Regions from separate parts of the Homo sapiens genome. Here regions 1 and 2 are each linked to region 3. The links are chromatin contacts, found by Hi-C in ENCODE. All regions are on one chromosome and are shown on one strand. Each heading gives the region's core, a stretch centred on a gene start or an enhancer-like site at or near the end of the contact. The rest is flanking DNA. Distances are from core to core; before and after follow the strand shown.

Region 1 (2,700 bases), core at 64-2,563, 2.2 Mb before region 3:
CCGCATCCACTTAGGGCAAGGTTGCTCCCTGGGCAGTCTTATTCAGCAGATAAACCATTTCTAAAAATATGAACACAGCACTCGGCCAGGGCATCCCTTGGAGGTGCCATTTCTAGGTGTTACAACTGGAAAGGCAGGTGCACAAAATCCAAAACTGAAATTCTATCACGCTTTGCTTTGTGGGCTCGGCCTAGCCACTTCAGAGGGGCACGAGCGGCCCTCTCTGCGGGAGGAGCAGACACAAACGCTCTTCAGGGCGAAAGCAAACAGGTGGGGCGGGGTTTGGGGCTCTGTTAAAACGCCTCTCGCAGCGCTCTGAGCCTCCTGGATTGGAGCTCTCGCAGGCGGAGGCCACGACCTAGTTTAGCGTCCTTAGGGTAGCGCCGAGTCCTGCTCGTTCTGGGCGGGGGTATGAAGGAGGTACGAAAAGAGGGGGCCGGGCGCCCACTTCTGAGGAGAACAACGGCGGACCCTGCGTTCGGAGCTACCCTGGCCGCCCACCCCGCCCCGCTCCCTGCGAGGAGCGGAGATCTCAGAAACCAGAAACGGCGCCCACCGCACCCCACACGGCCCCACCTGGGGCCGCCTCCACGTGATGTCCTCGCGGAACTGGGCCAGCGGCGTAGACAAGTCGCAGAAGAGCGAGGAGTCCGCGGCGGGGAAGGCGGCGTCCCGGAACAGCTCCCTCGCCGGCGTCGCGCCCCGGCCCGCCCGCATCCTCGGCTCCGCGGGCTCCCATCTGCAGCCGGTTGCCTCGGGGTCGCAGCCCCGGAGAGAAGGCGAGTCAGCCGCCGCCGCCTCCGGCCCGCCCCGCCCGTTCCCCGCCCGGCCCAGCCCTCCAAGCCCGAGGGCCCCGCAGGTGCTGGACCAGGCCAGTACGCCGGCCCGCTAGTCTCCCATTGGTAACCAGGCGGCAGCCAACCGGGCGTGGGGTCTCGGGTCACGTGACAGGCGGCCCAATCGCACTCGCGCGACGGAAAGCGCCACGGACGTCGGAGGCCCAGGGGGCGGGGCTCCCGAGCTCCGCTCTTTCGTGGTCGGGCGGCGGACCGCACTGTATTTTTTCCTTCCGGGGGCGGCGGAGCCCAGGGCTATCCCGGCCTCCGCTCATACCCGGAGGGCCGGCAGGCGTTCAGTCCTCCAGCCGGTGAGGCTCGGGCCGGGGTGTCGGGACCGCCTGAACACGCGGGCTCTGGGAGCTTCAGGGACCAGGGAGCCACCTCGGCCGAGTTGCGTCGCAGACTACAGCTCCCAGCATGCGCCGCCGCTCCCAGCATGCACCTTCCTCCCGAAACGCGTCTCTGCTTCCGGCGCTCTGCTGCGGAGGCCGTGGCCGCGGGTAGTTGGGAGGAACCGAGATTTACGCTTGGTAAGGCAAGTTGCGAGCTGTCCGGCGCCGGTCGAGTTCCTGCCGCCGTCGTCGTCAGGCAGGGGAGAAGGGGGCCTCAACCCCTCTAGTGACAGCTGTTTGCTACCTAATAGGGCTTTTCATCCCACCGGGCCCCAGGGCCTTCGTTAGGAGCCCAGCAGGCTCAACTTCTTGCTGTGGTTCTGGAAAAGGGAGTGACCACCTGGCTCAACACCTCTCTCTGTGATGTGTTTGGGAGTTTTGGGAAATGAGACGGCTCCGAGGGAAGAGCTTGAGGGAGCGGCGTCGCACTCGTTCGACCTTCCCGGGCCTGGGCTTTGTTTCTAGGCATTTTAGGTTGAACGCTCTACATCTTAACTGGGGGCAGGGGAGGTGGCCAGAGCATCCCGCTGAGCGTTTTCCGATTCCCCAGATGGCCAGGCACCTGGTCCTGGTGGCTGGACAGTGACCCCGTGGACGCACATTTACAGCTATAGCCATTCAGTGCCGCGGGGAGGTGAGGATAGTGATCCTGGGACCTGCTCGAGGATTCACCCTTGCCCCAAGAACCTGTTCCATTCCCAGGAATGAAGGCGGTCAGGCAGGGGAGGAGAAGGGGGCCTCAACTCTTCTAGTGACAGCAGTTTGCCACCTAATAGAGCTTTTCAGATTTTGCCTCCTCAGGCCATTTTACTCAGCCTCGGACTATCAAGGATGGTCACATTGAAGCTGTTTTTCTGCAGTCAGGAGCGAAAAGTCCCGGCTGTTGAAGGAGAAACTGAATCTGGTTCAGGAGTCCCAGGTTCCTCCCTCTGAGAGGCCAGGTGGGGCCTGCGTGAGTAGCAGTTGTTCAGGTGGCAGGACACTGCTGTTTTCATCCCACCTGGCCCCAGGCCCCTGATTAGGGGCCCAGAGTGCTTATGTACTTGCCTCGGTCTGAGAAAGGGAGTGACTGCATAGCCCAACACCTGTGGGATGCCTCACTGCCCAGATGTTTCATCTCCGGGATGCTTCATTGCCCATTCAGCACCCTCTATGGTGCTGACTCTTCCGGAAGATGTTTCTGATTCCTTGCTAGGCTGGTGGTTGCACCATAGCTGAGAGGACTCAAGAAGAGCCTGGTCTCAGCTTCACCTAGGAGTCCCGGAGGAGTAAGAAACACGTATCTTTCCTGTTCTGGGCACATATGGGTGGGTAGCAGAGCTGAGGCTAGCTGAGGATCCCGACTCTCCTTTGGGAGCCTTTGTTGTGCCGCTCTCCCAGGCTGATCAGATCTGGAGAGCTAACAGCTTCCTGTGGCCACATCTGTGTCCAAGGCTGGGCCCATGCCTGTAGCCAGATTGCCAGGATCT
Region 2 (2,700 bases), core at 61-2,560, 2.1 Mb before region 3:
TTTTACCAAATGTATTTCTTTTTGTGTCTGTAAGATAATTTGTGCATCACCTCAGCCGGAAATATAAAATTAAAAGCACTATGTTTCACACACACACACACAAAGGAAAACTCGATATGACAGTGAGGAAGAAGGGTAAAGACCAGCCTTCTGTATCAGTGCAGGGACATCCTTCCTCCAGGCAGCAGGCCTTCAAGCTTCAAGCCTCAGGGCCCAACCCTAAGGCTGGGGGCTCTCCCTGCAGGCAGGACTGGGCCTGGAGGGCCTCCTCATACTTCTGGAGCTGAGACCAGAAGCCCGGGTTCGGTTCTGCTACCGGGCGAGCGCTCTTCACCATCTGCAAACAAGAAGTGTACTGAATAACCCCAAGTCGCGCTAATGGCCAGCAGGGGCCAAGGCGGGCCCAGCTGTAAGAGTGGGCCCCGCCCAACCCGGAAGTGCCTCTCTGCTTCCCTAAGCCCGCCCTCACGAGAGAGACCCGCCCCTCCCGGAAGTGCCTGTCCCAATCCCGAAGCCGGCCCCGCCCGGAAAACTCGTCCCCGGAAGACACGCCCCTCTCGAAACACCGCCCCCCTAAAGGCCCGCCCACCTGGAAGGCCTTCGCCAGGCTGAGGCCGCGGTGCCGCATGAGGTACGCGGTGCAGACGGCGGCCGAGCGGCTGCGGCCGTTCTTGCAGTAGACTAGGCAGGCGCCGCCGGCGCGCACCGCGGCCTCCATGGCGGCGCACGTGGGCTCCAGGTGCGCCAGCAGGTCCTCAGCCGGGTCGTCGAACACGGGCACGCGCAGCTCTGCCACGCCGGGCGCGCGCGGGCCGGGCTGCTGGCGGGAGACGTTGACGCACAGCGTGACTCCCGCGCGCGCCAGCTGCTCCTCCGCGCCCGCGGCTCGCGCGCTCCCGAGGAAGAGTGAGGGCGCGACGCGCACCAACGGTGGAGGTACGGGCGAGGCGGCCCCGCGGCGCCCAGCTTCTGCCGGTCCCATGGCGCCCGCCGAAGAGTCTGCTTTTGGGCCCTGAGGATCTATTTTGGGGGCTCAGGCGCCCGCCCAGGAGTCTATTTGTGGGAGCCGGGCGGGCCGCCGGGCGCCCCCGGGTCCTAGAGGCCTCCGAGGTGGACCAGGCTGGGGCTTGGGTCCCCCGCGGGCGCTGGGCCGGGACAGGGGGCTTGGGTCTCGTTGGGGCCGGGGCATGGCGGGAGGTTTGGGCCTCACCAGGGCGCCGGGGCCTTGGACCGCTCTGCGTCCCATGTTCTCTGTCCCCGGGCGCCGTCCTCCCCGCCCCCGCGGCCTGTGGCACTGGGCTTGCGTCTGTGGCTCTTGGGCGCAGCGCCCTGCCCGCTCTACTGCGGCGTCTGGCGCGGAGGCGTGGCTTGGCCGGGCCCGCCCACTTCGCGTCCGCGTCGTTCGGCTAGGGCCCCGTGGCTACCCGGTGCACGTGGACGGCGGGCTGCGTGGTTCCCGTGTCTTCACCCTTTCCCTAGTGACTGCGTTGTCGGCTTTACGTTTATTCCTTTTTGTGGCCCGCTTTGTAATTGGTGCATTTTTTTCTATGTATTATAACACATGGCTCATAAAATAAAACTAATTTCTATTTTCATCACTTCTTCATAGACCACACTATTCCTTTTGCTGTTTCTAAGTAATTTATTGGGGTCAGCATTGTAACTTTAAAAAATTTAATATCACTTAATGTCCATGAAATTGCCATTTAAGACTCCTTCAATTTTTCTGACATCTGGTAATTTTCAGGCAATGGATACACTGAAAAGCAACTGTCTCAACAGCCCTACAGACATTTAGCAATTGAAGTTTCAGTTGCATACAGTCTCTCTCTGGGTTATCGTCATTGCTTTGTCCATCAGCCTTCTAGCATTGGTAACTGTCAGATCTTTATTGCAGCCTGGGGTTCACTCTTGAGCTAAAGACTCAAATATGTCTGCAGCCAGGTCTTCCCTGGTTGCAGCTCCAGACATCACCTCCGTGGAGGTCTTATCAGCATCTGTTTCCCACTTCCTCCACCCTAAGGAAGGACTCCAACTTTCCTAGGATGGAGGAGTGGAATTCCCTTTTTTTCCCTGGCGTTCATGGGAGCCATTGATTAGGTTGGGACACTGTCTCCCTCCGCTTTCTAGGAGTTGGCTCTGTCTCTGGCCAAAAGTGAAGGCCACACTCCCGTGACTGCTCTGGGAATGAGCTTGGTGTCTAATAACCCATGAAGGAGAGAGCACTTTGGAAGGCTCCTCTGTTCTCTCATGGCCATAAGGGGAAGCCAGCCTTGGGTGAAAGCAGAGGAGATGGGAGAGCCAAGGTCCTTGATGCCACTGTTGGGCCACTGAAATGAATCAAACAAAACCTGAAGTCCCTCCTCCTCCTGGACTGTTTCATGAATCATCATCACCCTTTACGGTTGGAGGATGGTTGAGGTGGGTTTTCTGCTCCAAAGCCTGCTACTTGAACCATCATGCTCCCACTCCATTGAGGTAATGGATTGGGAACCAATTCATCCTAAGTGTCTCTGCATCTCATTGCCACACTTAGTCTGGGCCAGCCTCTGTCTCCTGGACTTGGTGCTAGTCCCCCACAGTGTAACCAGAATGTGCTTGCTAAGAACAGAGGGTTTCTACATGTTGGTTCTGACTCCTTAGCAAGTTGTAATTCACAACTAATGTGGGTTGTGAAATCAATTCTGTGGGTCATGATCA
Region 3 (2,700 bases), core at 24-2,523:
CATTCCGTCTCTCACTCTCACATGAGATGACATCCTAGACCCTAAGGTCCTGGCTGTCTCTGAAGTCAAAGTCAACGCCAACCAAAGCCCAGGATGGTAGATGCTTTGTCTGGCTTTTTCTGGTCACTGCAGTATCCTCTGCTGGGTCTAGCCAACAGCAGGTCTTCAATACAAGTCTGTTAAATGATTGGAAGGAGGTGCAGAGGGAGGGATGGATGGAAAAGCCTATCTGCACCAGTCTCCAAGTCAATCTTTTAAGATGTTTAAGAAATGTATTGGTTTATTACTAAGTAGGAGAGGAACCCCTCCAAAGACAAATATAGGCATGTAAAGAAAGCCCAGAACACACGAAACTATTGGCGCGAATGGCAAGCTCAGAAATCCAGCAAGAAGGAACTCCCACCACACCACCGGGAAACGGGAACCTGTCCTGACCGCTTCCTTCACATCTGCATGGTAGGGACACTGCAAGGTGGAGACCCTAAGTAGGACAGTTATTTTGGAAGGTGGGTGTGAGCCTTTCTATCTGCCTCCCTTGCTGGTGGGCCAAAGGCCCCTGGACATGTTGTGTCACTGACGAGCTCGCTGGAGACGGCGTCCCCGTTGTCCCTGGTCTGTGCCTGTGGTGGGTGGGAAGGCTGCCCCCCGCTGTACCACCGGACACGCCGTGGGCGGCAGAATGGTGAAAAAGTGCCTGCCCTCCCTAGGGCTACCCTCTGGCTGGCTTTCCTGATCCGTGCGCTCAGAGCTGGAAGGTGGCCCACGTCCTACTTTTGCGGTTGGGTCATATCAAATCTGTATCGGCTAACGGGAAGGAAGTTACGAGCAAGTTCCACCGGAAAGAAAATCTAGCGCGGGGACTGCACTCGAGGCCGAGGAGAGGGCAGCGCGTCCGTGGTGGGGTCGCCCAGCACTGCGAGCCGCGCTGAACCCCACCCCCGGCCTGCAGGGTGCGGCTCCCTGGCTGCCCCGTGGACCCGGCCAGCCCGGGACGAGGACGCAGGACCTCGGCAGGGACGCCGGAGCCAGCCCTTCGCCATCCCCACACGCCCCGCGGCCCAGTGGCCGCGCGCACGTTACCTGCGGAGCCCGGCCCTGCCCGCCCGTCTGGGCTGCCGCCCTCCGCCATGGATGCTTCCGCCTCCGCGGCCGCCCCTGACCCGCGCACGCCCCTCGGGCAGGAAGCAGAACGACCCGCGACCACTTCCGGCGCCGAGGGCAATGGGGGGCGCGTCGGGGTCGCGGCTTCCGGCGGGCGCGCGCCGGCCTCACTGGTTTCCGGGGCCGCGCAGGGGCCACGCCTCCGCTTCCGGCCTCGCTGTCTAGCAGGGCGCTGGCTGGTCCCTTCGTCCGGCGGGAACTTCGCGGCTAACCGACTCTCTGGATGCCGGCCGCGCTGTGGTTTCCTCACATAAGAAGCCAAGGAGTCGGAAAGCCCGTTGCCTGAGGCAGCAGTCTGGGAATTTCGGTCCGGCGGGCCGTCCCCACCCACACGGACGGGGCGTGGCTTCTGCCAGATGTGGGCGGGGCCCCGAGGGCCGTGGCGGGCGGGACCCGGGCCTCGGCCGGGCTGGCTTGGTCCCCGCAGGTGCCCCCCGCTAGCCACGAGCAGCCCCGGGAGGGTGGATTCGGAGGCGCGGGGACTGGTGAGGGCCCACTGCAGGGCTGAGCGTCGCAGCGTGCTGTGGTTTTAGATGAATGCTCCTCCAAATCCCTTCCATGAAGCCCTCAATCAGGTCGGTAACTGATGACAGCCAGTGGCTGACGCGAAGTTCATTGAATAAATGAATGCATTCGTGAACAACCGAGTAACATTTCTTGCACACTCCCAACTTCAAATATCGCAGCGTCGTCCCACCATGAGTATTGGTGTTGGTCCTAAAGCACGGATTCCCTTGGCTCCTCCCATTCTCCCCTGCTGAGTTAGACAGCGGGGCCTCATGCAGGAGGAGGATTTGTACACAGCACAGCAGGAGGCTGATGAGGGAGTCCGGAGACCCCAGCAGTCGTGGGCGTGAGCTGCTGGCTCATCCGTGTGTACAACATTCCAGACTGGAGTAAGGGAAGCCGCAGGCGCAGCCCCGCGAGTGCCCCTGCTGAGGCTGGCCCTGGGTGGCCCAGATGCACCAGGGGGCCCACTGGGGGCAGACCTGGCAGGCCCTGTGGGGGTTGGAGGCGGGAGTGGGGGTACTTCCTACAGTGGTGTTTGGTCTTGATGACAGCAGAGAGCACCACTGGCATGAGGGACAGGTGACTCCGATGATGACGCTGCCAGGCCAGGAGCCAGGGGTGTGCCCAGCCCCTGGCTCCACCACAGCTGCACATCCCGAACTCGGAGCTTCAGCAACTCCGAAGCCTGAAGCCGCCTCACGTGTTGTTGGATGGATGAATGGATAAACGAAATGCCGTCCATCCATACAATGGAATCGTACTCAGCCTTAGAAAGGAAATGCTGTCCGTCCATACAATGGATTCGTACTCAGCCTTAGAAAGGAAGGGAATCCTGACACACGTCACAACACGGATGACCTTGAAGACGTTATGCTGAGTGAGATAAGCCAGCCACAAAAAGACAAATACAGTACTGTGTGATTCCAATTATTTGAGGTCCCTGGAGCAGTGAAATGGTGGAGCGGAATGGGGGTTGCCAAGGGCTGGGGGAGTGGGGAATGAGGAGTTAGTTTTTCATGGGGACAGAGC

Evidence for each region. A loop is a pair of places that touch in the nucleus more often than their neighbours do. Pooled maps may share reads with other maps.
Region 1: a loop to region 3 is called in a map of CD8-positive, alpha-beta T cell, with 13 times the contacts of the local background. The contact joins the promoter of CAPN10-DT here to the promoter of ASB1 in region 3. A Hi-C loop is called at or near these places in 2 of 168 maps with a recorded cell type or tissue (both CD8-positive, alpha-beta T cell), 1 of 37 single-sample maps with no recorded cell type and 4 of 50 pooled maps.
Region 2: a loop to region 3 is called in a map of CD8-positive, alpha-beta T cell, with 6 times the contacts of the local background. The contact joins the promoter of DUSP28 here to the promoter of ASB1 in region 3. A Hi-C loop is called at or near these places in 1 of 168 maps with a recorded cell type or tissue (CD8-positive, alpha-beta T cell), 2 of 37 single-sample maps with no recorded cell type and 9 of 50 pooled maps.

Annotation. Positions count from the first base shown.
Region 1 is chr2:240,584,929-240,587,628 of GRCh38, reverse strand. It overlaps CAPN10-DT (CAPN10 divergent transcript), which reads left to right and starts at 1,313. Exons shown (of 1, transcript NR_103792.1): 1 at 1,313-2,700. It overlaps CAPN10 (calpain 10), which reads right to left and starts at 895. Exons shown (of 12, transcript NM_023083.4): 1 at 577-895. The coding sequence starts at 717. RefSeq lists a silencer at 629-858 and enhancers at 58-884, 823-1,117, 1,169-1,348, 2,339-2,700.
Region 2 is chr2:240,558,967-240,561,666 of GRCh38, reverse strand. DUSP28 (dual specificity phosphatase 28) reads right to left here and starts at 1,310. Exons shown (of 2, transcript NM_001370465.2): 1 at 590-1,310; 2 at 1-337. The coding sequence starts at 982. The coding sequence ends at 200. It also overlaps a transcript of ANKMY1 not described here. RefSeq lists enhancers at 92-451, 482-551, 584-725 and silencers at 822-871, 1,052-1,461.
Region 3 is chr2:238,425,500-238,428,199 of GRCh38, reverse strand. It overlaps ASB1 (ankyrin repeat and SOCS box containing 1), which reads right to left and starts at 1,273. Exons shown (of 5, transcript NM_001040445.3): 1 at 1,081-1,273. The coding sequence starts at 1,129. LOC124908002 (a long non-coding RNA gene) reads left to right here and starts at 1,306. Exons shown (of 2, transcript XR_007088163.1): 1 at 1,306-2,700. RefSeq lists enhancers at 525-644, 2,157-2,692 and silencers at 895-1,414, 1,435-1,824.